Linked DNA regions of Homo sapiens: region 2 is linked to region 1. The links are chromatin contacts, found by Hi-C in ENCODE. All regions are on one chromosome and are shown on one strand. The core of a region is the stretch at or near the end of the contact, and the rest is flanking DNA. Distances in the headings are between cores, read along the strand shown. Region 1 overlaps LOC107985745 (a long non-coding RNA gene). Region 2 overlaps DNM3 (dynamin 3).

What was found. Hi-C counts contacts between places; a loop is a spot of excess contacts on that map. Pooled maps may share reads with other maps.
Region 2: a loop to region 1 is called in a map with no recorded cell type, with 14 times the contacts of the local background. The contact joins two enhancer-like sites. A Hi-C loop is called at or near these places in 2 of 37 single-sample maps with no recorded cell type and 4 of 50 pooled maps.

Annotation. Positions count from the first base shown.
Region 1 is chr1:169,678,363-169,682,015 of GRCh38, forward strand. All of the region lies in intron 1 of LOC107985745 (a long non-coding RNA gene), which reads left to right. Among named protein-coding and RNA genes, the nearest start is that of SELL, 31 kb to the right of the region's middle. RefSeq lists an enhancer at 2,123-2,372. Within about 2 kb of position 2,334, at least 5 of the 41 ENCODE cell types and tissues checked have a DNase peak (open chromatin) inside an H3K27ac peak, as active enhancers do.
Region 2 is chr1:172,180,027-172,183,918 of GRCh38, forward strand. The region is part of intron 14 of DNM3 (dynamin 3); the gene reads left to right. Among named protein-coding and RNA genes, the nearest start is that of DNM3OS, 37 kb to the left of the region's middle. RefSeq lists an enhancer at 1,120-1,169. Within about 2 kb of position 1,350, at least 25 of the 41 ENCODE cell types and tissues checked have a DNase peak (open chromatin) inside an H3K27ac peak, as active enhancers do.

The DNA of each region.
Region 1 (3,653 bases), core at 1,084-3,583:
CCCCAAATTGTTGATATTTCTATTGTCTAATTTCTATTCAATTAGAATACTTTAAAGTTTCTTTTTGGTTTTTAAAAACTAACTTTTTAAATTGACAAATAAAAATTGTGTATATTTATTGTGCACAGCATATGGCTTTGAAATATATGTACATTGTGGAATGGCTAAATTTAGCTTATTAATGTATGCATTATCTCACATACTTATCATTTTTTGTGGTGAGAGCTATGTGACTTTTGAACTTATGAGTTATTTAAATATTTTTAAATTATTAAGCATATTGGGATTTTAAGTAATTTACCTTTTTATTATTAACTTATAACAAGTAGAACAGTTAACCTGTATGATTCTACATCATTGAAATTTATTGACATTTGCTTCATAGTCTATTATATGGTCTACTTTTGTTCATGTTACATCTGTAGTAGAATTGGCTAATAGTTGAGTAAAGTACACATATGTCTATGAAATCAAGTGTAATCCAGAGAAAAAGAGAAATTTACTGAATATATTGTTCTAGGTGCTATTATATGTTGTCATGTTTAATCCTCACCACAATTGTATGAGGCAGCCATAATTAATTCCACTTTACACATGAGGAGCCTGAGGGTTAAAAAAAAAGCTAGCTCTACTATTTGTAAAGAATGAAGCAAAGATACAAATGAAGGCCCACATATCCTATAACTAGATATTTAAGCATTTTAATTCAAGCTTTAAAACTGCTAAATAAAATGTGCTCCAATTTCTATATTGACAGACATACCTTCCTAATGAGCTGGGGTTCGAATTTAGAAATCTTTGATGCTTCAGAGTCCACACTGAAATGTGGAGGCACATAGTGAGTTGGTCCCCAGCCTTCAGTCCACCCACCTTCTCTTTACTAAATCACCTTTCACATACATGTATGAACACCCCAGCCTCCAAGTCCAAACCCTAAACAAAATGGGACACCCTTGTGCATACACAGAGACACAGCCCATCCTCAGGAAAACCTGGAAAAGTCCATACAAGTTCTGGAAGCAAGCTTGGGACGGTTTCAGTAGTGTGGTCTATAAGGGAGGCCTCAGAAGACAGGTTTTCTTAATTCTGTGAACTTCTCCCACAGTAGAAAGGGTGCTGGAGGAGGGTCAGAGTGAGGACTTCTAAAGCATGGGTCCTGAGTAGGGGCCACTCTTGCCCAAGTCTAAGAAGGGTACTAGAATAGCACACTACTACTAGATACTAGAACCCAGATACAAGCACAGGTCTTCTGAAATTAATAATAATAATAACTATTACCATTATTATACCAGTAGCTGTCATTTATTTAGTGCTTATTATTTGCCAGTCACTGTTCTAAATTCTTTACATGTATTATACAACTGCCATATAACTGCCATATGAGGGATGTACCCTCATTGTCACCATTTTACCGATGAGAAAACTGGCATAAAACGTTTAAGTAACTTGTCCAAGTTACAGAGCTTAGTGAAGCCACAATGTTGCTCAATTTGCTCTCAAACTTCAAAGGGATGGGAAGGACACCTAAGTCATAGAGTCTTTAAGAATCAGAGCTAGAAGGAATCTTAGATGTTATCTAGTCAGCCTCCTCCCATTACAGTCCAAGAGAAGATGGCCCTGAGTTACTTGTAGCTATTTTTGCATGTGAATTGCAAGTGAATATACATTCTACTGAAGATAAAAGATATTTAAAGATATCGCTGGATATAGGAACAGTGGTTTTAAATCTCTAGGCTTTAACTTTTCTCAGAACAAGAAATCCTTTTTGGTTTTAATCTATATGCACATCTGTATTTTTCTCAATTATCGGGTAGTAAAATATAACTTTTCTTCTGTAATATTTTTTAACTTTAATGAGTGTTCCTCATAATAGAAAAGTTTGGAAACCATTGCTATGGGTATATACTTTCTAAAGGGATAGTAATTTCTCTAGAATATTCATTTAATGCTCCAGAAGTAATTAGCACAATTGTGCAAGTCTGTGCATCATCAACTATACATTCTGCCTGTTTACTCCAAATCCACATGAAACTGATTATACAGTCAAAGGCGAGCCCAGTGGAGAGGCATTTTTGGAGACTTCCTGGTACATTGAGACAGGGTCGGCCAGTCTGCGTTAGGGTCTTGGTCAAAACTGCATTTCTGAAACTAAACTCAGATTGCTTTCTTTTAAGGGGTCAGAACTGATTCAAATCTACATTTTTAAAAGCCTTAGATGTGGGGCTTTTCCTATTCCCAGTCTCCGCTATTGGTCTTTGTGAATCCACAGGCAATTTGGCCACATCCTTGACTCTCTCTTATATTAAGAATTAAACAGCTAAGTTCATGCAGAGGAAATATAACAAAGGAGGGACTTTCCTACAAGATCTTTGAAAAATGGAACATTTGCATAAGTCATATTTAGCCAGAACTGTTGTTTTATATTTTCCTTTCTGAATACTTTGTTACACCTCCTCCCAGCCAACCCCCCCCCTCCCTGACCCCAACTAGTCAGAGACCAAAGCCTTCACAATGGTTTACACTTGAACCTTCCTGGCCCCACCCTCATCATCACGCCTGAATAATTACATTCACTGACTGGTCTCCCCTGCTTCCGTTTATCTCCACTCCTAAACCCTCTGACACCTTAATCTTCCCAGAATACCATTGTGATCCTGTTCCACTCTTGCTCAAGTTTTCCCAGAAACTAGAGTACAAACTTTATAAGCTTTAGAGTTGAAAGCCACTCTATCTCTTTTTCATCCCCAGGTCTCTGCCAAGGCAGTATAACCTGTCCAACATCTCTAACTTCAATACCTTTGTCTTAGATACTAGACTCTCCTCCTGGTTTCTAATTAAACCTGATCTAGGATCTAATTTTGCCTCTGAATTCTGTTGCCCTTTGCCAAGTGATCTCTTCCTCCTCTGAGCCGCAGCATCTCTGAGCTTGCACACTTAGCATAGCCATAGCACACACAGCCTTAGCTTGCAGTTCAGGGTGTTTACCTTCCCTCCCCTTCCAGATGCTGGATCCCCAGGGATAGGAACTCTGCCCTTATGTGTCCATAGCCCCTGGTAGTATGTCTTGCAGTCGTACATTTTCAGCAAATGTTTAATTGGTTAATTGAAGACAACTGTCCCATGCCTTAAGCCTCTCTTTTTGCTAAACATGCCTGTGTCCTTTGTCATTGAACAACTATTTTGATCTATTTTCTTCCTGACATAGGGGTCAGTTCCGAGGATGCTGAAATCAAGAGACATAGCTTATTCTCTCAAAATTGCTTTCAAGAGTGATTTTGTTGTGAATTGAGAACTGGCTGCCTACTTTTGGACTACCCACTTCAGCAAGAGTGTTTGAAACCAAATCTATTCTAAGTAATTTTTTATTCCCTTTTCTCTATGGCATTAGACACACAGCTCTTTTAAACTACCTTTCGTTATCTATTAAACAGACATTCAGTAACTCTATAGACACTGTCTAGCTATATGAACTTAGACAAACTAATATCTCTGAGCTTCAGTTTCTTAAAATTTAAAATGAGGACAATACCATCTATGGCCGGGGATTAAATGCTATGAGGAATGTAAACCAGATGTCAGGTACCATCTCTCTAAAATCCAGATAAAATGAATTAAAAATACTGGCCGCAAACCCTCTCTAAGAGTTCTCAAAA
Region 2 (3,892 bases), core at 100-2,599, 2.5 Mb after region 1:
GAGTCAAATTTGCAGTGTTTTTGAAGCAGCATTGCCTTCTGTTACCTGGCTGCTCTTGTATAGTTTAGCATGAATGCATGGCAGTTTGCCCTGTAGGAACAAATCTAGTCTATGTGGATATACTATCATGATTCAGTTAGGTCTCAAGATCAGTAAATTAATTTATGTAAAGAATAAGATACTATGTATTTCGGTTTTTCAATACAGAACCATGAGTAGGAGAGTTTGTATGTTTACTGCATGCTAACCAACACTTGTTTGTTCTTTATGGTTTACCAATTTCACTCGTTAGATCCTGACTTTTACCCTGTATCGTAGATAGGGCTGAGATTATGCACCTCATTTTACTCACAAGGAAACTAAAGCCAAAGAACAGTGTGTGATTTTCTCAGTAGCCTTCAAATATATTGGCCTAGAAAATATTCTGATAGATAAATAGTCTAAGGACAAGTGGATTCATTGTAATATCTGCAATGCATTTTATTTCTTATATAATTAAGAGCTTACTGCTAGAATACAGTGTGATTTAGGTAAAACTTCTCAACATATAGCATACTTGAGGGAAAACAGAAGATCATAAAAAGTTTCCTTCTTTTATTGCAGGAATAGCATATGATTTATTTGAAGCCTAATTATTTTCCAGAGGAATGCTCTACATGTTTCCAATAGCTGTTTTGTGTTTCTGTAGAGGGTTAGAGGAGAAGCTGCCAGTTTCCTCCCAATACTGATGTTGCAAATCTCAGAACTTTAATCTGGAACACTCTCCTCTGTTATGTATATGTATGAAAATTTGCCCTACCTATTACCTTACTTTGGCATGTGGCATTTACTTGTGAAAAATGTCACAATATCTAATAGTTTATTTCCTACTCATGGATATAAGGCAAAATAACATTAAACAAGAATAAATATCTGTTTACCAACATTTAAATGATAGTTCTTTTGTTGTCAACTGGCAAGTACGGAGCACTTACCAAGTGCCGCCACTCCGCTGGGCTCTGGGGAACACAGCTCTTCCTTAGCTGAGCTCATAATCTGGACTGTGAGGCCTACACATCAGGGCAGAAAGCTTCTAGTTTCACTTTTCATATAGTAATTTTGAAAGCATAAGAGGCTTTGCAAAACATCTTTTAAAATAAAGATGCTTCTCCACCATCTCTAAGATAAGTTGGTTCTTTTTGGCAAAGGTGATTTTAATTGTTAGTACATTTCCAAGACAAGAAATGCAATCTGTTGACACGCCCTTCAAAATAATCAGATGAAAACAAGGAACACAAATATGTCCAGCCCTGAACTCTTCATTTTTCCTCTTGATGAATCCTTTCTTATGCTTTAAAACACTTGAGTTTACACACACACACACACACACACACACACACACACACACATATTTCTGGTAGGCGTGGAGATATATATCTATATATATCTTGCTATTAGGGCAATTCCCTGAAAGATTACACTACCTTCTTTATGCATAACGTCAATGCCTGATATTAAACAGAAACGAACTATGTGACTATGCTTTCCTTTTTAAATATGTGAACGTATTTCTCTACAGAGTTGTTTTGTAGCCGTATTGCTACTAAACTGGTGCCCAGCTCCAGGCCTGCAGACTGCTGACACACAATTAATCTCACAAATTTATGAATGCCAAAGCATGGAGCAAAATGAAAACAACTGGGGGAATGTTTAAGGGAAATAATTGGACTGTATCCAGATGTGCATGTGTAAAACATCACCACTTAACTCCTCCCCCATATCCTGTCTGAAGACAGGGTTTTTTTTTTTTTTTTTGAAAATAAACTGGGGTTATTTGAAAGAAGTTGTGGTCTCTGACTAAAACTGAATAAGCAAGGCCAGGCTGGCCATAATTCTGTGTGTTCTTGTATTTTTGTTTCTTAATTAACTCATTAGGTGCTGATGAATCAATCTGCCTCATGTCTGTTTTTGGTGGGTGTTGCCACAACTTTATGAACTCTATTTAAAGATAATATGTAAGGGGTTTCAAGACTGATAGTCGATTTCTTTGAGTTTTTGGTTATAACGAACTGGAACTTTTTACTATTAGAAATAGGCAACATTATTGTAGTGTGAAGGTCATCAAGCTGGGACGTGAAGTCTGGTCAAGAGGAAAAAAATGTGACAACATTTTATAGTTTTTTTTTTTTTAACAGTCTGTCCAAGATCAGTTAGGGGAAACAAACAAACAAAAAAACGATTTCTCTAAGATGCTTAACTCACTAGATAAAGCATAAAAATGGAGATAATAATGTTGAGTTTGTGTGCATGAAATTAATTTAGGATCTGGCATCACTGGGATATGAGAAGCTAGAGGACAGGGTGCTCTGAAGAAATATTTTGCAGGTTGATGTCTAACCATCATTACATACCTTAAATGGTACTAGAGATGAAGTAATAAAACACACTTTTTCCCTCAAATGCAAATATTTCCTCAAAAACAAGATAACCAAGTCCAGCAATAAATCCAACTCATTTCAATAAAATGTTCTCCACAGACTTGCTTTTCTCCTACTCTGTTTAAGGACAAAAATAAAGATGAAATGAATTGCAATGAACCTGCTCAGAGGTACTCACTAAAGTGGAGCATAGAGAGGCCTTCTGCTCTGCATGCCCCTCCCTCTATCTGCATTGTCCTCAGAGACTGCCTGAAAATTCAAATTCTGGGCCTCATTAGGCACAGAGTCCTAAGATTGTGTTTCTGTTTTTATTCAAAGAGAGAAAACAAAAGTAGAAAAAGTTGAATACCCAATCTTTTATACCATTGCAGGAAGGCTTAAGGACCCCAATCGTCAGTTTTCCTGCAATTGGTGACTTCAATATGAGAATAGTATCAGCACTTTATTTTGAGAGTAAGTATTGATAATGTAGTATCATTCCAATTGTGCAGGTAATTATTTAAAGTCCAATTTTAATAATCATGACAACTGAGTATAGTTTCTATCAAAAAAAATTTCTTAGTTCCTTTACCAAGAACTGGTAAAAAGGCAACTTTTTAACTAAAGGGAGCTAGGTACAGAAAGGCACTGTCCTGTCCCAGACGCCAAAAGTTTAGTGGGAAGTGATGGCCATAGAGAGGGAAAGGGGATGAGAAGATCACTGGTTTCAGTATTAATACAGATATGCACATACAGCACCATCTCTAGATCATGCCTGTTATTCTCCATATCGTCTCCACATACTACCCAATAGAGATATATTTTATTTAGCCAGTTTTGGTTTCAAACACAAATAATTTCTGGGAAAGTTCAATATATTGGTTTCACACACTTTATGGATATAATATCATGATGTTGAAAATATTCTATATTATACAAAGTTTTTTTAACACAAATTAAATTTTGATGTCATAAGTGAAGACTTGGCAAATAAATACTAAGAATTATCTGTGTACCAGTATAAGGAAAATACAGTGATTCTGGGTTTCAAAACCCAAATACACTGAAACATTGTGGAGTTTTTAAAGTAAGGAATGTGCTTGGTCTGGCAGATGATAAAACATGTTAGTTGCTTAAAATTATTGCCAATTATTTTGGTAAATACATTCAAACTTTTTTAAATTTTTTTATTTTTTGTGATAGGGTCTCACCCTGTCACCCAGGCTGGAGTGCAGTGATGCAATCATGGCTTACTGCAGCCTCCACCTCCTGGGCCCAAGCAATGCTCCCACCTCAGCCTCCTGAGTAGCTAGGACTACAGGGTTGCACCACCATGCCCAGCTAATTTTTTTTTTTTTTTTTTTTTTTTTTTTTTGTAGAAACAGGGTTTCACCAGGCTGATTTTGAACTCCTGGGCTCAAGTGTTCCTTCTGCCTTAGCCTCCCAAAGTGCTGGGATTACAGGCATGAGCCAATACACCTGGCTTCAAAGTTTTT